Regions from separate parts of the Homo sapiens genome. Here region 2 is linked to region 1. A link is a loop called in an ENCODE intact Hi-C map of the cell type or tissue named here. Cell type or tissue: IMR-90. All regions are shown on one strand. Each heading gives the region's core, and the rest is flanking DNA. Links, peaks and the distances in the headings are about the cores only.

Region 1 (12,137 bases), core at 1,544-9,543:
ACAAAATTAAAAATATATATATATTAAAAAGCCAGCCAGGCATAGTGGCTCACATCTATAATCCCAGGGCTTTGGGAAGCTAAAGTGGGAGAATTGTTTGAAGCCAGGAGTTTAAGGCCAGCCTGAACAACATAGTGAGACCCTTTCTCTATAAAAAATAAAAATGAACAGTTATCTGGACATGGTAGTGTGTGTGGGTTGTCCCAGCTACTTGAGAAACTGATGCAAAAGTATTGCTTGAGACTCAGGTTTTGAGGCTACAGTGACCTATGATTGTTCCATTGCACTCCAGTTGAGCAATACAGCAAGACCCTATCTATAAAAATTAAAAAAAAAATTAAAAGCCTTTTAGTTTTACTTTCTAAAGTCAATTTACATATTTGGAAATTTATAATGTCTGACAATCAGCTATAAATCTTATAAAAATGTATTTATTAATTAGTTTACTAATGTATTAATGGATATTTTGTACTTCAGTTTTTATTTCAAGATAAGGTCTGATGCATTAAAAGGCAAATATTGTATTTTGAGTATATACTATATTTTAAGTATATAAAATGACAAAAGATGCAGAGAGATCTGTGATTTGGATACTAAATAGCAGGGAGTTTAAAGAAACAACATTGAACATGGGAGTCTTTTCCATAAGCAATAATACAAACTTTATGTAGAGAATATAAAAATTTATTGATCAAAGTGAAAGAATTGGAAAAAACAAATACTTCACAGATTAAAATTTTAGGAGTAATCACAATGTTAACGCTTTAGGAATTAGATATAAATAATAAAATATCTGTCAAAGAGGAATAATTACTAAAATGAAGCATTAGGTAATAATAGAAGAATATTCTCAAAGAAGGCTACATGGAAAAACGATAAGGGTCAAGAAAGTAAAAAAGAAGGATGCCAAGAACATTTATGTACATAGATGCCAACAACTATGAGTGCCTTGAAGTGGGAGAAGATTATGAAACAATCTTTAATTTAAAAAAGGGAGGAAACATCACCTATATACTATTCTTGCCAAAGATATTTAATCTGTACAAAATCATGAGGAAAATAAAAAAATAAATTAAGAGACTTTTGAAAAACAAATAAACAAAAGTTATCTAAACTCTTCAAAAATGTCATTCAATGATACTAAAGACAAAGGAAGATGGTGACAATGTTCTAGATTAAAGAAAATTAAAAAGGCAAAACAACTACATTTTACCCATAAAATATGATTATCTCATGGATCAAAGAAAACAATAATCAAGAATGCGTTTGGGAAAATTGTAGAAATTTAAATGGGGACAGAATATTATATAATAATATTGAGAGCTGAAGCCAGTTAGACTTCTGGGTGGGTGGGGAGGGGACTCAGAGAAGTTTTTTGTCTTACAAGAGGAATGTAAAATGCACCAATCAGCACTCTGTAGCTAGGATTGTAAAACACACCAATCAGCGCTCTGTGGCTAGCTAGAGGTTTATAAAATGGACCAATCAGCACTCTGTAAAATGGACCAATCAGTGCTCTGTAAAATGGACCAATCAGCACTCTGTAAGATGGACCAATCAGCAGGACTTTGGCAGGGTCAAATAAGGGAATAAACGCTGGCCACTGCAGCCAGCAGTGGCAACCCTGTAGGGTCCCCTTCCATGATGTGGAAGCTTTGTTCTGCTCTTCACAATAAATCTTGCTGCTACTGACTCTTTGGGTTTGTGCCATCTTTTAAGAGCTGTAACACTCACTGTGGAGGTCCATGGCTCCAGCGAGACCACGAACCCACCGGAAGGAACCTACTCTGGACGCAATACAGCAATAGTAAATTTTCTGGCAACCATAATGGGATAGGCAATAGATTTCTTGAGTGTGATAATTTTATTAAAGTTTTGTAAAATAATTTACTTGATTTAAGGAAATAAATGCTATTTTTTAACAGTGTTATAATGTGTGCCACTTTCAAATAGTTCCATAAAGACCTATGTAAATCAATCTATCCATCGATTTACCAACCTATCATTTATCTATGTGTTAGTCTAGACAGTGTGACTACATCTATTGTTTATGTATCTTATCTATCTAGCTATGTATAGAGTTATCACCTCCCATATACTCAGACAGAAATAAAGTGAATGTGGCAAAATATTAAGTGGTCAATCTAAGTACAGAGCATGTGGGTGTTTATTGAAGCATTCTTTGAAATTTTCTGTACATTTGAAAAGCAAAAATCTGGAAAAAAGGAAATATACAACTGAAAGAAGAGTTCATTAAAAACAGAAAATAACAACATAAAAGAATAATTAGAATCACTTAAGATGAATTTTAAGAAGGCTTTAGTTTACTACTTAAGAAGCCAAAAATAAATTCAGTTCTTTAAAGAGTTGATATTGCCTATCAATTTTTCATACAGACCTCCTCTCCTAGAGTTATAAAATATTTCTTCCTACTGATAATAGGTACTGCTCTCAGAACAGCCGAATCAGTCAGCTTAATTATTCAATTATGGATTCCTTTCATGGAGCATGTAACACCTCCCTTTATTGAGGCATTTCCAATTTTAAAAGTCTTGAATATTAGAAATCTGTATAAGCTCATTGGCTGCTTCTTGACTCATCTCAAACTTGTTCGAGACTAAAACTATAAGAGAGCTTGCTAGGGTTTGAATACTCATTCAAAAACAGAAGACAGGCATTTTTGTACACTGGTTTTCTCTTTGTTTGGCTGGAAATATCATTCTTTTAATTGATTAAATAATTGTCCTGGCGCAGTGGCTCATTCCTGTAATCCCAGCACTTTGGGAGGCTGAGGCAGGTGGATCACGAGGTCAGTAGGTCAAGACCATGCTGGCTAACACAGTGAAACCCTATCTCTACTAAAAATACAAAAAATTAGCCGGGCGTGGTGGCACCTGCCTGTAGTCCCAGCTACTCGGGAGGCGGAGGAAGAATTGCTTGAACCTAGGAGGCAGAGGTTGTAGTGAGCCGAGATCATGCCACTGCACTCCAGACTGGGCTACCGAGCGAGACTCCGTCTCAGAAAAAATAAAAATAAAAATAAAATCACTTCTCATTTTTCTTTTCCTGTCTAGAGTGCTAATACATGGGTAAAATATCTTTTGTGAACACTGAGGTCCATATATGAAAGAGGGAATACTGGAAATTAAGGTGATGAGAACAAGACAAAGGCTTAAGATACATTTACTAAGTAAAAAGCAAGAATATTGAATTTTCCTTAACTCCAAGTTAACTATTGATAGTAGTTCTACCATAAAGATATTCTTTTAGGTATCCTTAAGTCAGCTGGGTACCTCTTGCCACTCCTGATTAAAAGGAACCTCCCAGTCTGGGCGCGGTAGCTCACGTCTGTAATCTCAGCACGTTGGGAAGCCGGGCGGGGGGCGGGGGTGCAGATCACCTGAGGTCGGGAGTTCGAGACCAGCCTGATCAACATGGTGAAACCCCATCTCTACTAGAAATACAAAATTGGTGGGCGTGGTGGTGCATGCCTGTAATCCCAGCTACTCAGGAGGCTAAGGCAAGGGAATTGCTTGAATCCAGGAGGCGGAGGTTGCAGTGAGCCAAGATCGCGCCATTGCACCCAAGCCTGGACAACAAGAGTGAAACTCTGTCTCAAAAAAAAAAAAAAAGGAACCTTCCAGGGGAAATGTTCCTAGTCTTCAGAATAATTATAATGCTAATTAGTAAGTTAACTGATGAATGCTGCGAAAGAATATTTTTCTACTGCCCTAGTTAGCTTGGGATCTGCTCTCATTTTATGTGTTCAATAATGCTTCCTGTCTTTCCATGTATGTTAAAAATTGTGGTCCATATGACGGATGTGTGAGGTGGTAGGCTATCACTATTGTTTTGGGGATTCTTTTCTATTTTCATAAAAAATATCAAAGCCCCTAAACTCCTACATTTATCTTCAGTATATGGATACTCCTGAAAGGTAGATCTCTTTGCAAATGAAAAAACAGCTTTTTCTAAACTTCAAGCACTACAATGCTCTCAAGGGACACCGATTATTTGTAAAGTATAGTAATTTACAGAGCATCCCCATTTGATCTTTCTCTTTTTTTGAGATGAAGTCTCGCTCTTCTCCGCCAGGCTGGAGTGTAATGGTGCAATCTCAGCTCACTGCAACCTCCGCCTCCCAGGTTCAAGCAATTCTCCTGCCTCAGCCTCCTGAGTAGCTAGGATTACAGGCGCCTGCCACCATGCCAGGCTAATTTTTGTATTTTTAGTAGAGATGGGGTTTGACCGTTTTGGCCAGGCTGGTCTCGAACTCCTGACCTCAGGTGATCTGCCCGCCTCGGCCTCCCAAAATGCTGGGATTATAGGCATGAACTACTGCACCTGGCCCCAATTTGATCTTTCAAATCCAAATTTTAAGGAGTCCTGGACTCCTTAAAGAGTAAGTGTGTTTTGTCACAGGGAGTGATTCATATTATAAGCCAGGTTGACTTGCTCAATTTTAACATTAAGAGGACAGATCAGTTCTAAAATAGCAGTATTTATTTATATTAGCCCTCAAGAGGAAACAACCAAAATGTTTCATCAAATGAAACAAAATGTGGTATAACCATACAACGGCATGTTATTCAGCAATAAAAATAAATGAAATACTTATAGTGATACAACATAGACAAACCTTTAAAAACATGCTAATTTACAGGAGCCTGTCACAAAAGACCATAATTGTATGATTCCATTTATATGAAATGTCCGGAACAGGCAAATCTATAGAAACAGAAAGTAAACTGATCTTTACCTAAGGCTGGTGGGAAATGGGGAGTGGCTGATGATGGTTTCAGGATTTCCTTACGGGGTGATGGAAATGCTTATTGTTGTGACTGTTGCACAATTTTGTAAATACATTAAAAACCAGTGAATTATACACTTCAAGTGGGTGAATTACATGGCATGTGAATTATATTGTAATAGGGCTATTTTTTAAAAAATAAAATAACTTGGTTCAAGGTAATTGTGTATCAAAACTTTTTCCTGACATTGTGTAAATTCAGAGAAAGTGAAAGACCAGGATAAATCTAAGTAAACGATTGTTTAGATAAAGTATGACTGTAGTATGAAAAATGCTTGCTATGATGGATATTTGAGAAATTTCTTTTTGAGTTTGTTTATGTAAGCAGTGGTCAAATACATATTTAATTTCTCAAATAAAACACACTAACGAAAAGGTCCTATAATATGTGGCAAACATCATATTCCTGATTACAGTTAATCAGCTTTCTGACAGTCTGTGGGAATTAAATGTTGCAAAGCTGTAGTACATTATCAGGAATTCCTTACAGCCCAGTCTTATGTTAACACTTCACTTTCTCCCCTTTAAAAGTCATTTTTATTAACAACAAAATTCCTTCCTTGTGATATAAGATTTTTTCTTTTTTGTTACTTTTCTGATTATTTTTAAGGACAAGACTTCCAATTTCTTCTAACTTTATGATTCTCATAAAAATAAATCTCATTTATTCTGTTTTTTAATCCTAAGGATAACTTTAGCTGTTATTCTAAGATACTATTTCTAAGCATAGTGCTTTGGGTTTTGATAAATAACCCAAGCTATACAGAGAACATTCAGATGGATTAAAAGTGAAGAAATAAGAAAAAGCAAGCCAAATAGTTTTGTTTTTTTTTTTTTTCTTATCAGCAGGCTTGTCCTCTGGGAATGGCTAGTAAATCACAGATAAAAATTTTAAAATCACTTTATGACTCTCTGGGGAAGAGCTGCTGGAGGAGGGCACTAAGATTCCTGGTTAAAATTATTCCAGACAGGTCTGTGGAATGGATGGATGATGCTCAGTTCCATTTGGTTTAAAGTTTCAAAATCTTTGCTCCAGTTAGAATCAGAATGTGTCATGACTACAAATAATTGCTAAATTTACCCTGTTATTTAAGAAACGACAAAAGAATGATTCAGCGTTAATAAGTCATTTTTTCCCAGAGGCCTCCATGAGCTATAACTGAGAAGCTCTGACTCAGACATCATAAGCCATTTTATTGCACAGCACCACAAGGTACAGCTGACACTCTATCAGATCTTGTAGTTTATAAAGAAAGCATCTTATTCCTTATATTCTTTTATCCTAATAGGAATACTCTCCAGCAAATCAAGAACCTAAGAGATGAGGAAATGGAATTTCAGGGTGTAAAGAATTCTTAAAATTGTATGTTGCCTGGGCATTCATTTTGAATACACGTTTTACTTTCTCATACCAGGGCTCAGTCACCATCGACACAGTTTCTAGTTCTATGCCACACCCAAATGACTCAAGCCACAGATAAGAACTTTAAGTCAGTGCAGGCAAATGCCTTGATGGTTCCTCACAGGAAGGATAGGCAAAAAGGGAGCCCATTCTGCCAGGGAGGAGAGATGACTCAAGTTGTGACTGAGTCTTCACTACACCCTAGTTCTTTAGGAGGCAGCCCCAGGCCAGGTTTTTCCTGGAACAGTGGGGTGGGGCTTTGGGGGGCGGTTTGAACGAGAAGAGTCAAACTTTGTAAAATACTTGAAGAGATTTATTCTGAGCCAAATATGAGTAACCTCTCAGGAGGTCATGAGAACGTGTGCCCCAGGTGGTTGGGGCGCAGCTCGGTTTTATACATTTTGGAGAGGCATGATACATCAATCAAATACAGTTAATAAATACATTGGTTTGGTACAAAAAGGCAGGACAACTCAAAGCATGGGGGCTTCCAGGCTATAGGTGAATTTAAACATTTTTGATTGACAATTGGCTGAGTTTGTCTAAAGACCTTGGATTGATAGGAAGGGGATGTTCAAGTTAAGATAAAAGGTTGTAGAGACCAAAGTTCTTTTGAAGTCTTATAATGGCTGCCCTTAGAGACAATAGATGACAAATGTTTTCTATTCAGATCTTAATTAATCTGTTTAGGATTGGGAAGGTCTAGCAGGAAAAGATCTAGCTATGTTAATGAAGATTCTCTACAGATGAAAATTTTCCCCCCACAAAGAACAGCTTTGCTGGATCATTTCAAAATATGTCAAATAAACATCTTTTGGGGCAAAATAATTTGATTTCTTCCTTGTCTCATAATGTTATGCCAGAGTCAGGTTGGAAAGTAAGTCACGATATATAGGACTAAATAAAACCCATCTGATAAGAATTTATGATTTGTAGGGCATGACTCCCCAGGACTCCTAAATAGGAATTTGGGCAAGACAAAAAATCAGAGTTTAGTTCAAAGCGGTGTACAAGGTGAGCTCTCCCATTACCAGAATGATGCTCAGACAGGAATAAACTGATCAGGGGTCAGAGAAGAGCCACAATGGCATCTGCCAGTATAAACAAGTTTTCCGTGTGAGGGGCTCTCTATCTCAGGCAGGACAACTAGGCATTAAGCCTTCTACCAGGTAAAAAAAAAAAAAAAAAAAAGGCCTCCCGTGAAAGGCTCACTGTAAACATCCACATCTGGCTCTTGTTTATTTATGATTAGGACACTGTTGCTGGCCACCCTGTTGCTCTGGTATTGGAACACCAAGTGAGCTGGGTACACTCAAAACACAGAGCTGTTGATGGTACAAGTGTTCTCAGAAGTTAGTCCTTAAATCTTTGTCTTCTGATGCTCAGCAAGGTATCTTTCATTCACTGAGGTTGTTTTCTAGAAAACAAGGTCACTTAATTCAGATGTAAAGTGATAAACTTAGTTTTAGCTGCACATATTCCAAAGCATTGAGTTTTGTTTTGAAATGAATTTGACCAAGTTTGAAAAAAAAAAATTCTTGTTTAATTATTGTTGTTTTGGATTTCTTTTGTATCTGAAACAGTTTGAAAAATAACAATGATTTATTTTTCATTCTGCAGAATATGTTGAATATTCATTTAATAAGTTGACCTCAAATTCTCCATGAAAATAGAGTCCAAATTGGATTTGGACCACGTTTTCAATTTTTGTGTCACTGCTTCTCTCAAGAAAGATCACATGGTAACATTTATTCAATAAATATTTATTTACTATTCTTCACATATGCTAGACACTGTTTAGTCCTGGATATATGATAATAGAGTAAGTGAGTCTCAGTCCTTACCAAGAGAATTTTTACTGTGCTTGCAGAAAAGGAAAAATTGAATAAGTCATATAACACATTCAAACACATTATTTTCCTTTTGGTTATGATACTGATGATCTTCAACACTCCTAAACCTATAACGAGTTCAGTAATCAATTGCCTCTGGCAAGAGAAAAGATGCAACTGACAACAAATCATATTTTGCTTGGTCTCTACTAGCTATACGTTAGAGACTACTAATTTTATCTTTGCCAAGTGAAAGCCTCAGAAGAAGACACACCTTCTGAGTACTCTACTTAGTAAGAATGAAAGTAAACATATCTAACTCAGGTAGGCTAATTTCCCTCCAGCTGGAGAAGTCTCTAATTAACAATTGACTCATAATTGTTTTCCTTATTTGCAAATTAAAGGGCAAGAATTAGGGTGTGATTAGGATGTGATTAACAAATAAAGCCAGTGACTTGTCTTAGTGCCGGAAGACAATACCTGCCACTATCTGTTCAAACAATTTAGAGGCTACTCTCATGCCACTTCCACTGCCTCCAGAAGGCTTGGGAGTGGAGTGAGAAATAGCATTTGTGTTATGGGTTAAAAGGCAAATGCGAAAGATGAAAAAAAAGTTTTCATCTGAATGAGGGTCTACGCCCCCTTAATTTTACCTTTAAGAGTAACTTTTTGCTTTTATAAAGCCTTTTTGTTAATTTGCTAGAAGTTTTCTATGGCCCTAATCTATGACAGATGCTGAGCCCCAAACAATGAATAAGGCACATCCTTTGCTTTCAAGGATCAATGGGCAGAGAATAAGATTAGAGTGCATGCCATTTATGTGTTGTGTGAGATAGCTATGGTCACCTTTTCAATTCTAAATGTATGATGTCAAATTTGTGAATAGGAAAATAATGTCATTCCATCTCTGGAAATTATTTACTTAAATTCACAATTACTAGAAAATTTAAATGCATAATTTACAAAATTCGCATGTACAACACACATATCAAGAAAACGATGTTGGCCAGGCATGGTGGCTCACACCTGTAATCCCAGGACTTTGAGAGGCCAAGATGGGTGGATCATGAGGTCAAGAGATCGAGACCATCCTGGTCAATATGGTGACCCCCATCTCTACTAAAACTACAAAAATTAGCTGGGGGTGGTGGCACGCGCCTGTAGTTCCAGCTACTCAGGAGGCTGAGGCAGGAGAATCGCTTGAACCTGGGACATGGAGGTTGCAGTGAGCCAAGATCACACCATTGAACTCCAGCCTGGCAACAGAGCGAGACTCAGTCTCAAAAAAAAAAAAATAGCATTCTTGGCATCTTGCACCTGCTCTGGTCTATAAATAAACATTTTAAATATTACAATATTACTTATCAGACATGAATTTAGTAAAATTAAAAGATAGTATTTATTTTGTGTCACTATGTGATCTATCTCTCTAAGACTGTAAGATGAAAGAAAAATATGCCTGGGTTCTGGAGCAGAAATAAATCATGGTGAGTAATCCCAAGCCATATCTTACTAGCTGTGTAACCATAGGAAGAACATTTAACTCTAGCGCTAAAATGAGATGAATACTTATTTTAGAGGAGAGACTAGTAATACAGATTAAATAATATTGTGGCAATAAATCTCCTAATATAAATCTGTTTAGTGGTAGACATTTTTGGTATGTAGAAATAGATACATATTAAAATATCTAAAACAAAGTAGCAATAATAAGGGTAAGTTTAGGTTGAAATATCCACACATATTATTTCAGCCATGTATTTTTGCCAAATACAATTTTTGTTCAGCATTTGGCATCAACAAAACGAATTAATGCATACCTGCACTAGTCTTGTCATCACCCAGGAGACAATAAGCTTAAATTTCTCTTAGGTGGGGTCTGACAACTGATGGGCTCTAGCATTTTCTGTTCTTGAAGAAGACACAAGATAGTACACTGAAGAGCATCTACTTCAATAATTCTTTTCTTGTGTGTATACAAATTTAAAAAAGAAAACAGTAATATAAATACAACTACGAAGGGTCTATAAATCATGTCTTCCCTAGATAGTCTTTTTTCTTATGGCAGTGATTGGCTGTGATGTTTTCCAGTTATATAATCCTTTGAGTTTAGAATCTGGCCATCATTTAAACAATAACTTATCTAAAACATTATTTAATCATAGAGGAGACAGAAATTTGTCCAAAAACAGGCAGGGGTGTAATTCATCCAACAATGAGTAACTCAATGATATACACACCATAGTTGAACCAATTAATATTGATCCAAATGCATTTAATCTGAGTTCAGCAATGCCAGCAATCCAATTAAGCTCAAGATTCCATAAAAGCTACATTTTATTAATCAAATGACATTTAAAGATGTTTTATTTTGTTCTTTACTTTATTTTTAAGGATGAACAGATTAGGAACTTGGAGGTTTTCCAGTAATTCAAAATATTCAATGTCAAATGAGTTGTTACCTATTGATTTTTTAAAAAGACTTAAACTCAAGCAAAGTATAACGTTTTAGAACTCACTTTGAAATAATTAAATACCATATATATTTTGCTCGAAAGAAGCAAAGACAGATGTATTTTTAAATTAATACACAATACACACAATAAGCCTAGTGAATCTCAAAAATATATTCTACAGTCTACACATTATATTTAAACTTTTAGCTTACATTTTAAACAATGATTGCAGCTTATAATATAGCTTACATTGTAAAGAAAAGTGACACAATTAACTTTATAGTATATATTATATTTAAATATAATATGTGTTAATATATAAAATATATATGTCATATATGTTGTATGTAATATATTTATTATATATTATATAAGTATTATGTAGTATATACAAATTTTAATTATATTTATATTTAATAATTTATATTTATAATTTAATAATATATAATTAACAGGTAAGTATATATTTATATATAAAATAAACATATATTTTATATAAATATAAATATACTTATATAAATTTATATGTATATATGAAATTTAAATATATTTATATTTCCTATAAATATAAATATATAAGTATATATATAATTAAAGTATATATATTTTAATTTTATATATAATATATAAATATATTAAATATATAATATATAAATATATTAAATATATAATATATAAATATATTAAATATATAATATATAATATAAATATATTATATTAATATATAATATAATTATATTATATATTATGTATATTATATTATATAATTATATATTATGTATATTATATTATATAACAATATATTATATATTATATATATTATATTATATAACAATATATTATATATTATATATTATATTATATAACAATATATTATATATTATATATTATATTACAATATATTATATATTATATATTATATTACAATATATGATATATATTATATATATATAATATATATATAATATATATATAATATATAATAAAAATATATATAAAAATATAATATAATATTATATATCTTATATATATAATATATAATAATATAATATAATATTATATATTATATTATATCTTATATATATAATATATAATAATATAATATAATATTATATATTATATTATATCTTATATATTATATATAATAATATAATATAATATTATATATTATATTATATCTTATATATTATAATATATAATAATATAATATAATATTATATATTATGTTATTATATATAATAATATATATAATATATTATATATTATATAATAAATAAAGTTATTTATTACATATTATATATATAAAATATAATATATTATATATACTTTAATATATAAAATTAAAGTATATATATTTTAATTTTACATACAATATAAATACATATATTTTAATTTATATATAAGTATATATAAAATATAAATATATAAGTATATGTATTTTAATTTTACATATAATATAAATATATATATTTTTAATTTTATATTTAAATATATACTTATCTATTAATTATGTAAATATTATTAAAAATATTAAATAACAAATTTAAATTTAATGCTGTTGCAAGTAGTTTCAAAACTTTAAGGAAACTGGATCCAAAGCCATACTGCAAAAAATTTTGCATGAGTAATCTTCATCC
Region 2 (12,137 bases), core at 1,280-9,279, 150 kb after region 1:
TGATTTCCTCATAGTAATAAGATGCTTTCCTGGAAGTTTGCCCAATGTTTCTCTAAGCTTGGTCAATGTCTCCCTAAGCCCCAAATATCCTTTTTTAGATAGAAATTATCTTAATTTTGTAATTAAGGAAGTTAAATATCAGAGGTGTTAGAATATCTATATAAGTTTATAAAGATGTTAAGTGAAAGAAATAGGATATGAAATCAAACTTGACTCCTTCCAAAGCTCCTCTTCTTTTCATTTGGCTACCTTATCCCTGTTCTTTCTACATTTCTATGGTATTTTAAATAAAGTAATAGCAAAACCAAGGCTATTGAAATAACTGCACAGAAATTGTCACTTTTAATGTTGATCTTCCCAACAATCCTGAGAATGTCAGTTTTTTTTTTTTATAATCAGTACATTTATAGCCCATAATGCAGTGATAATTTATTTTGGTTATTAGATTGTCTTATAATTATTTGCTAAGATGTCTGTTGCCATACTGTGAGTTCTATGACTCACTCGTTGTATCTGTAGGTCTAGCATAACACTAGTCCCATAATAGGCACTCTGTAAATTATATCGCCTTGACTCTCTCTGAACCTATTTTTTTCACCTCCCTGATAATATAAAGTAATAGAGAAAATGTATGATATATATGTGTGTGTATAAATATATATGTATACATATGTATACATATATATGTGTATACATATATATTTGTTTTAAAAGTACCAGGTAGATTGCAGGTATTGTAATATATATAAATGGCTTTGAAATTGTATCATTATTCAAAGGTAATGTATATTATTATTCATAGTAAATTTATATTAAAGGCCACCACACCATTTTGTTTATAGAAGCTCTATTGAGAAAATTTACACACCATGAAATTCACCTTTTGATTCTTATTGCAAAGCATCTGAGGGGTAAGAATATTACCTGAGCAGTTGTTATGTATTATCTCAGTTGATTCTTGTAGCATTACAAAGAATATGCAAAGTAATTTTCATTCCTATCTTAAAGGTAAAGAGACTAAGTTTTTTTTGTTTGTTTGTGTTTCTTTTTTTTTTTTGTTTTGTTTTTTTTTTTGAGATGGAGCCTCACTCTGTCACCCAGGCTGGAGTGCAGTGGCGCGATCTGGGCTCATTGCAAGCTCTGCCTCCTGGGTTCACTACATTCTCCTGCCTCAGTCTCCCAAGTAGCTGGGACTACAGGCGCCCGCCACCACGCCCGGCTAATTTTTTGTATTTTTAGTAGAGACAGGGTTTCACCGTGTTAGCCAGGATGGTCTCAATCTCCTGACCTTGTGATCCACCTGCCTCGGCCTCCCAAAGTGCTGGGATTACAGGTGTGAGCCACCACGCCTGGCCGAGACTAAGTTTTATATAAGTTAAGTAACTAGCACAGCCATTTAGTAAATAACACGGTTTGAATTGGACTTCAATTTTTCTTGATTCCAATCCACTCCTATAGAAGTTGCCTATATTGAGAGGGGAGTCCTCCTAAATAAATTTCATAGGAGCTAGACGTTTAGACTCCTTTTTTGTACATCTAAGATCCCAAATCCCAAGGACCTTTTCTGTGAAAATATTCCTTCAAATTTTCTCCAGAGACAAAGGGAATCAAAGTAATATCTGTGCTGAACTTTGATGCAGACATGATGTTTGGAAGCTTCCAGACTGAGTTTGGGGTTGATGAAAGGAAGCAGATAATAGTAGGTAACAAGAGGTGTTGGTGACATGAATGCTACATATCCACACTTGAGACCTGCTCACTGAAGAAGGCTTAGTTATCACATTGTGAAGTAATTACAACAAATAAAAGAATTGTATAGTCTATTAATAAACCAAGCACCATCAAATGTAGCCCAAACTTAAAAGGATTCCTGAATCATTTACAGCCTGGTCCCAGTGGGAAGCAGAATGACCACTTTTAATCTGTTAGAAAAGGTAGTGTTCTGGTAATGTTGTCTTTTTAAAGATAACCTACTTTGGTACAGGTATGAAAGAAGGAAATCAAAAGCATAAAAGGTCAAAGAAGACAGTGATTTGACTATTTTGTCTAACTCTGTATTTTCATCTCCAAGAACATAGTAGGCACTTACAATGTTATTTGTTGAATGAATGAATGTATGCCAACTGACATAGAAGGAAAATGCTTGTACACGGCAAGTGACTGTTTTATGGTGCTCATGTATTTTGAGTTGTGTGACTTTTTAGGTTGACCAATTACAGGCTTCAAGAGATTTTTCCAGCATCAATTGCATGAAATATCTTAGTGAATTTTCATTAACGCAGTCTCAGATATGTCAAATTAGTAAATAAGATGAGGTCACTGTTCTCAAGTTTATGAATGTCAACCACCAAATCACTCCAGTGAAGTAATTTTGCAACGCACAAATGGAATGATCCATCTATGAACAAGGCTGGCTGCGCCTCCGTGGTAAACTTGGCTGAGACCAAGGATTATGGACCAGGAGATCATACGCTCATACCCAAGAGACCAACTTTGTTCCAAATACTTGTCATGTTCTTGCCCTGATAAATGTCACTTTCCAGAGCATAGAAAGTTAGTGATTTTCAGTTTCGACCACTCAGAGGAATTTTATGTCCTTCACAATATGAGGAGGGGGAGTTCAATTCATACATTAAGTTATTATCTTAGGTACCACACTAAGCAAGGGAGACTTAGCACATCTTAGTAATTTACAACCTGAAAATCACATCTCACACAAGATGTGTCCCTCTAGGCTGTCTGAGAACACCTAAGATTCTGTCCAATGGAATTGCCTCGGGTTGGCGTTATCAAGCTCACAAGCCTCAAAATCATTGCCCTAGGGAGTCACAAAACTGAGACTAGCTGTTCTGGGAAAAAATTGCTAGTTTTAATTATTTTGCTATTTTTGAGATACATTTCTTGCAAATCACTCAAACTATTTCTAAAACTGAAATATTTCTACCAACTGATACAGTACGACTAAAGCAATAGACACTTTGTGTTAAAAAATCATCAAATAACACCAAAGAATTGATAATTTGGGACCATGTTCTTCATACTATAGGGTGACTGCAAGGTGCTGGGTAGTTTCTCTGTTTTTCTCCCTTAATTCTTACTCATGTCTACATTTCCATACCAGGAATTTATAGATTTACCTTGAGGCTTTGATCTTTGTTAGAATACAAATTCTCCAGGGTTAGTTATATTAATAATTCATGTGGTTCACTTACTCTTTGTTAGACTTGCAGAAGGAAGACTGGCAAGGAGGCAAGGGAAATAGTTGAGGCTATAAGTACTGGAGACATCATTCATCCTTAAACTGAGACATGTGCCCAGTAGTCTCACAGGGTTCATTTTAAGTTCATCTTTAACAACATATATTGGGCATCTACTGATTAAATGACACTATCTAAGCACTAGTAAGACACTTTATTATATTAGCCTTCAAGAAAAATATGTTCAAATTAGGGAGAACCCAGTTTAATATGTGAGAATAAATTCATGTACCAAATGAATTTCTATTTGTATTTACTCCTCTTTAACTTAAATCTTTAAACATAGTCTGAAGCAAAATATTATTTTAGAATTGGTTAAATCCATAAAATTTCTAGAATTTATATGCAACTATTGGAGTTAATCACTAAAGAAACGTAAGTACAAGTTAACATTAGAAACTATATTCTAATGTTTGAGTCTGTAAAATAATCAACCCATATTATTTTTCCAAATATCCTTCTTATTCTTAACTATCAAGAAAAAGTCATTTATTATTTTTAAATAAAGACATAAGTCATATTATAAACAACAGACGAAAATGCACTAAATTAGGTATGTTCAGTTTCTAACCCTGACATATATGTCTATGAAACTGTGTAACATTCCGTAGGTTATTTAGAATCCCTGATCTCTCTTTTATTGCTATAAGTTATCAGGAGGAGATGATTTTAAGGTATCATCTGGGTCTAAGTTTATTTAATAACATTATATTCTATAAAGTTTAAGTTTCGGCTAGGCTGGTTCCCTTGTTAATTATTTTAAATGGATTAAGAATGACAGACTACTGTAAGGAGTACAGGAAAATCCAGGGACCTTTATGTTTAACACTCATTATAGCTTTGTGTAGTGAGTTAGTCACTGAGCTTTGAGAGAGGAAGATGCAAAGTAAGTGAGTGTTTATTATAAGGAAAGTGAGTTTTAACATAAGAGTTAGATTTTAGGAAATACTTATTTTATACAGTCATGCATCACTTAACAATGGGGATATGTTCTGAGACATATGTAGTTAGGAAATCATATGAACATCATAGAGTGTACTTACACAAACCTACATGGTATAACCTCTCACACATCTAGACTATTTGCTATAGCCTAATGCTCCTAGGCTACAAACCTGTGCAACATATTACTGTACTGAATACTGGAGGCGATTGTAAAACAATGGTAAGTGTTTGTGTATCTAAACATAGAAAAGGGACAGTAAAAATACAGTATAAAAGATAAAATACAATACAACTGTAGAGGGCACTTGCCATGAATGGATATTGCAGGACTGGAAGTTGCTCCAGATGAATCAGTGAGTAAGTGGTGAGTAAATGCGAAGGCCTAGGACATTACTGTACACTACTGTCGACTTTATAAACACTGCACATTTAGGATACACTAAATTTATACAAATATTTTTATTTCTCCAATAATAAATTAACCTCAGTTGAATGTAACATTTTTATTTTAAAAACTTTTTAATACTTTTTATGTTTTGACTCTTTTGTAGTAACACTTGTCTTAAAACACAAACATATCGTACAGCTGTACAAAAATATTTTCTTTATATCCTTATTCTATGACCTTTATTTATTTATAGTTTTATTATTATTTTATTTTAAAGCCTTTTGTTAAAAATTAAGACCCATTTTTTTTCCAAGATGGCAGATTGGAGACATTGCTAGCATGCCTCTTCCACTTGGAAAGACAAAATAGTGTGTAGAGAATCACACTGAACTTTTTCCCAAGAAGCAACACAGGAACTTAAAAAAACTAAAAGAAATCATAGACCCTTTGAAAGAAACATCAGGCTGCAGCCTACACTGTGAGCTAGGTGAAAACTGTTAAGTGCCTCTAGTGTGAGAGGGGGATAAAGTGACTTTGGGATATACTCTCCGACTGGGGAACCTGGCAATACAGGCCACTGGGAAAGGCCCTAATCCTACCCAGCGCTGGAGGTGAGTTAATGAGCAGTGGGGAGTATATAAAAATGAATGGCTCTGAGATGGACTTTGTGTGAGCTCCCAGTTTCCAGTGGGGATGTAGGGAACCCATACCTGATCCTACTTTACAGGAGACTTCATGCAAGTCTGCTAGCTAACTCAGGCAGCAAAGGTTGAGAGAAGCTCCCAACTGAGATTTATGATATAATCTCAAATGGGAATAAAAGACCTTGGCAAAAACCGTGGGGCGAGTGGAGATTGTGCTGCAGCCGCAGGCATGAGAGCTAGACACGCATGCTTCACAGGCAGACTTGGAGAACGTGGACTGAAAGCCTTGGTTTCTGTCTCTGCAGGGAAGGCTTGTGGCCTGGGGTGGTTCTGAGTTCTGAGCACACTGCCTGGAACCTAGTTAGTTGCTGCTAGTGGGACACCGCAGGTGTGAGGTCGCTTTGCCAAATGTGTGGGAGCTGGGTGGGGCTTACTGCTGCCTGCTGTTCCCCACTCCTCATGTGGTCTCTTCGGTATGGCAGAGGCAGATGTGCTCCTCCCTGGAACACTACCCCAGTGGCCAGAGAACTGCCCTCTGATTCTCACTGGAGTTGTTGCTTGTGCCCACATATGTGGAGCCAGTGTGGACTTGCCTGACCCAGCCCCCACCCAGATTTGCCCCTCCATCCACTCTGGTGACTTAACACTAAGGACAGAAACTCTTGGGAGTTCCATGGCCCTGCCCATTGCCTGAGATGCAAAAGTACCTCTCCTGGGTCACATAAGGCAAACACAAATCTTACTAATACCACCATGGCTGTTGTTTTTTTTTGCAAGTTCCACCTCCTGACAGGAGTCCAAACAACACAGTCCATTACACCATCTGCAGGCACAATAATACAGTGCTTGGAAAAGAGAAAACTTGTGTGTGGCCTCAGCTATCACCATTGCTTACATCATTCTGGCTAACCAGGAGGTCCTGAACCTGTCCGCAAGACAATTTTATTACCACTACAACTAGCATTTGAGAAAGTCAACACACTAAGGCTATTTATAACCAAGGAATCTCACAAGGTATATGCCAATGTCACTCCCCTGCCAATACCATCAGAGCTGGTGTTGGTAACCACTGCTGGGAGATTTGAGGACAGGTCACATCACAGAACCCCTTGCAGACATTCCCTAGCACCAGCCTGGAGTGAGGCACCCCCACCGAGTGGCTAGACCTAGAGGAGCAGCAGCACTCACAGTAATCTGGCCCTTGAGATAAGTTTCAAGAGACCTCTGTCATTCCAACTGCACAGAAGACAATGAACCTGATCATACACCAAGCACATTGCTACTACAACTAGCTTAAAGCCATCATACAAAGAATCTATAACTAGGTTACTCATACAGAAGCTTCACCCCTGAAGGCACACAGAGCTGTATTAGTTTACAAGAAATTTAAAAAATTAAAGTTACATCCTCAAGAGGAAGAAAAAGAAAATTTAAAAACACTGTTGAATTCAAAAATAATTCAAAAATAATTAGAAGAAATAGTCTACCCCAAAGAGAAGGAACTAGAAAAAATATTCTAGCAGGAGGACAAACAGGGTTCACTAGCTCACCAGCAATGAATCCAAACCAAGATGAAATATTTGAAATACAGATAAAGGATCCAAAATGTTGATTATTAAGCTACTTAAGGAAGTATAAGAGAAAGGTGAAAACCAACATAAAGATTTTTTTTAATTTAGTATCTAATGAGAAATTTTCTAAAGAAATAGATCTTTTAAAGAAAAAACAATCAGAACTTCTGGAAATGAAAGGTGCACTTAGGGAATTACTAAATGCTGTGGGAAGTTGTAACAAAAGAATAGACCAAGTAGAAGAAAGAATTTCAGAGGTTGAAAACAAGGCTTTTGAATTAACCCAATCAAACAAAATTAAAAAAATAAAAGGCAACGAACAAAGCCTCCAAGAAATATGGGATTATGCATAATGGCCAAACTTAAGAATCTTTGCTGTACCTGAGGGAGAATAAAAAAATAAAAGTTTGGAAAACTTGTTTGAGGGAATAATTCAGGAAAACTTTCCAAGCCTGACTGGACATTTAGACAGTCAAATACAAGAAGCTCAGAAGGTAGATTTACCTTAAATGGGGAAGCAAAAAATATTTTAAACTTTTTTTCTAAATATCAAATTATTTTCCATATAATTTTTATATAAAATATCCAGTGTAGGATTCTCCAAATATCTACAACTGAAGTTGGAACATTCTTAGTTAATCAGTGTTTGTTAATACGTGATAAAATATACTATACTTCCTTTCACTGTACTATGGAAGATATTTTTTAAAAATCATATATAATTCTGGGTGCTGAGTTCTAGGGGAGATATAGCCAATCTGAGATATATTCAAACATGTTAATACTACAAGAAATTAAGTCTTAATTTTCTGAGCATCTCTTTGGGGGAAATGAACAAGTTTAAATTGCAGAAAAAGGAGAGCAAAACATTATTATTAAATACACGGACTGGATAACAATACAGTTAGCTTCAAAAACTTAGGGATGTACTTGTGGGAAGAAATACTTTATTTTTGTGGTCTTGTGGGCTAAAATTAGAGTGGAAGTATAAATCTTATAACTGGCAATATTTTAACTCTACATTAAAGACTTTCTTAAGGTATTTTGAAAAGCTAGAAGGAGCTATCTCAGTAAGAATTAACTTTCCCTTTAGCATAAATAGCTTAATCGAAAATTTGGTAGGTATCTTGTAGAGGAGGTTAAAGCACAGGGTGATTTTTCAGTTGCAGATAATCCATAACTGAATTGATACTGAATTCAAATAGTAGGGCCCTTGTCTTCCAGTAGCTTACATGTGTTAAGAGGTTTACATATCAATGAAAATGATGTGCCAAATGACATCTCGAGGCTATATTCATTGCAAGGTTCTCATTAAATGAATCACAGAAATTATAACCATGCTAAAGGATAAACTTGACATGAAAAGAAGCTTGTTTTAATTTTTTAGGATTACTGGTAGGATAGTATTAACAGTATATCCTGAGTGAGGTGCTCCTGAGAGTTCCTCCCTCTTTCCTGGTCTATTGATTTTCTACAGATGCTATAACAAATTACTACGAACTTGGTGTTACAAATTACCACAAGTAACAGTTATGTATTCTCACGGTTCTTAAAGACAGAAGTCTCATATCAAGGAGTCAGTAGGGCCAGCCTTTCTATGAAGGCTGCAGAGTGAAGTTCTTCCTTACTTCTTCTTAGCATCCAGTGTTTCCAGGCAATTCTTGATAGTTTATTGGCTTGTATCTTTATCATCCCAATCTTTGCCTCCATCATCACAAGACTTTCTTCTCTGTGACTATACTGCCAAATCTCCTTCTTTTTAGGCCCACTCTAAATCTAGAATGATTTCGTCTCAGAATTCCCAACTAATGACATCGGCAAAGACCCCGTTTCTAACTAATGTTACATTCTGAGATTCCAGGTGGACCTGATTTTTTGGGGCATGCTACTCCTAGGGACCTCGACAAACCACTGAGAGGGAAGTGGGTCTGTGATTACATTGTATTTTTATACTCATAATTCTGGTCTTAAGATTTTTGTAATATTGATTGAGGTGGTCGAACCCCCTCAAGGCCATCAAAGAAGACTGAGGTGACAAATGAATTGAGCCAAAATTTCAATCACACAGTACTACATTGATGTAGTGAATGCTGTCTTCAGAAGTCCTTTTGTGTCCGGAATTGGTGGGTTCTTGGTCTCACTGACTTGAAGAACGAAGCCATGGATGCTCGTGGTAAGTGTTACAGTTCTTGAAGGCAGTGTGTCCGGAGTTGTTCCTTCTGATGTTTGGATGTGTTTGGAATTTCTTCCTTCTGTTGGTTTCGTGGTCTCACTGGCTCAGAAGGGAAGCTGCAGACCTTTGCAGTGAGTGTTACAGCTCTTAAGGTGGCGTGTCTGGAGTTGTTCATTCCTCCTGGTGCGTTCGTGCTCTCGCTGGCTTCAGGAGTGAAGCTGCAGACCTTCGTGGTGAGTGTTACAGCTCATAAAGGCAGTGTGGACCCAGAGTGAGCAGCAGCAAGATTTATTGCAAAAAGTGAAAGAACAAAGCTTCCACAGCGTGGAAGGGGATCCCAGTGGGTTGCCACTGCTGGCTGGGACAGCCTGCTTTTATTCTCTTATCTGGCCCCACCCACATCCTGCTGATTGGTCCATTTTACAGAGAGCCGATTGGTCTGTTTTACAGAGAGCTGATTGGTCCGTTTTGACAGGGTGCTGATTTGTGCATTTCCAATCCCTGAGCTAGACACAAAAGTTCTCCACGTCCCCACTAGATTAGCTAGATACAGAGTGTCAATTGGTGCATTCACAAACCCTGAGCTAGACACAGGGTGCTGATTGGTGTGTTTACAAACCTTGAGCTAGATACAGAGTGCTGATTGGTGTATTTACAATCCCTTAGCTAGACATAAAGATTCTCCAAGTCCCCACCAGACTCAGGAGCCCAGCTGGCTTCACCCAGTGGATCCCACACAGGGCCGCAGGTGGAGCTGCCTGCCAGTCCCGAGCCGTGCGCCTGCACTCCTCAGCCCTTGGGTGGTCGATGAGACTGGGTGCCATGGAACAGGGGACAGTGCTCATCAGGGAGGCTCGGGCCATGCAGGAGCCCATGGTGGTGGGGTGGGGGAGCCTGAGGCATGGCGGGCTGCAGGTCCCAAGCCCTGCCCCGCTAGGAGGCAGCTAAGGTCCGGCGAGAAGTTGAGCACTGCAGCTGCTAGCCCAGGTGCTAAGCCCCTCACTGCCCGGGGCCAGCGGGGCTGGTGGGCCACTCCGAGTGCGGGGCCCGCAATTGCGGCCAGAGTGGGTGCCAAGGCCGAGGAGGCACCAAAGCTTTATAATATAAACCAGGCTTAAGAGTTTATTGAAAGACCAAAAAAAAAAGAAAAAGAAAACCCTTAAGAAAATGTTCAACTGTTATCGCTGCTTCAGATTTGGGTGTTGGCTTATATTCCATAGCCAATATTTATAGGACTTTCGGTAACTTCTTGTACCTAATTGCAGAAATAACAGATGTGTGTCAAAGTGAGAGGTGACAGCATGCTGGCAGCCCTCGCAGCCCTCGCTCGCTCTCGGTGCCTCCTTGCCCTTGGCACCCACCCTGCCCGCGATTGCAGGCCCCACACTCGGAGCCGCCAGCTGGCCCTGCCGGCCCTGGGCAGTGAGGGGCTTAGCACCTGGGCCAGCAGTTGCTGTGCTCCACTTCTCGCCGGGCCTTAGCTGCCTCCCCACGGGGCAGGGCTTGGGACCTGCAGCCCGCCATGCCTCAGCCTCCCCAACCCCACCACCGTGGGCTCCTGTGTGGCCCGAATCTCCCCAATGAGCACCACCTCCGCTCCACGGCGCCCAGTCCCATCGACCACCCAAGGGCTGAGGAGTGCAGGCACACAGTGTGGGACTGGCAGGCAGCTCCACCTGCGGCCCTGTGCGGGATCCACTGGGTGAAGCCAGCTGGGCTCCTGAGTCTGGTGGGGACTTGGAGAATCTTTATGTCTAGCTAAGGGATTGTAAATACGCCAATCAGCACTCTGTATCTAGCTCAAGGTTTGTAAACACACCAATCAGCACCCTGTGTCTAGCTCAGGGTTTGTGAATGCACCAATTGACACTCTGTATCTAGCTAAACTAGTGGGGACGTGGAGAACTTTTGTGTCTAGCTCAGGGATTGTAAACGCACAAATCAGCACCCTGTTAAAACGGACCAATCAGCTCTCTGTAAAACAGACCAATCAGCTCTCTGTAAAATGGACCAATCAGCAGGATGTGGGTTGGGCCAGATAAGAGAATAAAAGGAGGCTGCCTGAGCCTGCAGTGGCAACCCGCTTGGGTCCCCTTCCACACTGTGGAAGCTTTGTTCTTTCACTCTTTGCAATAAATTTTGCTGCTGCTCACTCTTTGGGTCCACACTGCCTTTATGAGCTGCAAGACTCACCGTGAAAGTCTGCAGCTTCACTCCTGAAGCCAGCGAGACCACAAACACACCAGGAGGAATGAACAACTCCAGACATGCCACCTTAAGAGCTGTAACACTTACCGCAAAGGTCTGCAGCTTCACTCCTGAGCCAGTGAGACCACAAACCCACCAGAAGAAAGAAACTCCGAACACCTCCAAACATCAGAAGGAACAAACTCCAGACACGTTGCCTTTAAGAACTGTAACACTCACCATGAGGGTCCGCGGCTTCATTCTTGACGTCAGTGAGACCAAGAACCCACCAATTCCGGACACAAAAGAACATGGTTAACTATATAGAGCTAATTTGACAGTTTTTTTTAAAGTCAGTGAGTAACAATGAGTTAACTGCTTGTATAAATAAGCAATTCCTGTGTAGACTGATGAAATGGTTTGAAAGATGAGTATTGAGTAGTAATGACTCTGAGATTCGAACACATGTTTAACTCCAAATTCCATACAATTCCTCTTTATATATTGTCTCAAGGAAATAAAGTTTGAGCCAAGAAACATTCTTCAATGAATAATAATAACACTGGTAAAGTGTTATGCTTTTGAATTTTACAAAGCTCTAGCAAATTCATTGTAACTTATGTTACTTATTATTATACAATTATATTATATTATACAATTATAAGTTAATTATTTTATACAATATACTTTATATTGTATATAAATATATTGTATATAAATATAAATACAATATTTATATTGTATTATTTTATACAGTATACTTATACAATTATAAGTTACTTTATTTTAATTTTTTCCCATAAGAATTGACTGTTAGTGGCTTCCTCATATTCTTCTGAAGTAGATTAAAAAATAATACAAACCTAAATTACTGCCTGGAATCCTTTCTTTTTGCCTTATGGAATTAAAGTAAAAACTTGTGGATATGTTCATTTGGTTTTAGGGTGTCAGATATTTCATTAATGAATAATA

The links. A loop is a pair of places that touch in the nucleus more often than their neighbours do. Peaks named below come from ENCODE experiments on the same cell type or tissue, not always from the same donor. Only the 100,000 strongest peaks of a DNase experiment are listed, where the experiment ranks them.
Region 2: a loop joins it to region 1, with 2.5 times the contacts of the local background. A loop is called at or near these places in 2 of 110 quality-filtered maps.

What each region holds. Positions count from the first base shown.
Region 1 is chr6:48,821,188-48,833,324 of GRCh38, forward strand. No RefSeq gene overlaps it. Among named protein-coding and RNA genes, the nearest start is that of MMUT, 640 kb to the right of the region's middle. RefSeq lists an enhancer at 5,586-6,785. In IMR-90, for the core only: no CTCF peak of the experiment used is centred there; DNase peaks (open chromatin) are centred at 5,944 and 6,324; H3K4me3 peaks cover 642 bases; H3K27ac peaks cover 1,269 bases.
Region 2 is chr6:48,973,669-48,985,805 of GRCh38, forward strand. No RefSeq gene overlaps it. Among named protein-coding and RNA genes, the nearest start is that of MMUT, 480 kb to the right of the region's middle. In IMR-90, for the core only: no CTCF peak of the experiment used is centred there; a DNase peak (open chromatin) is centred at 4,553.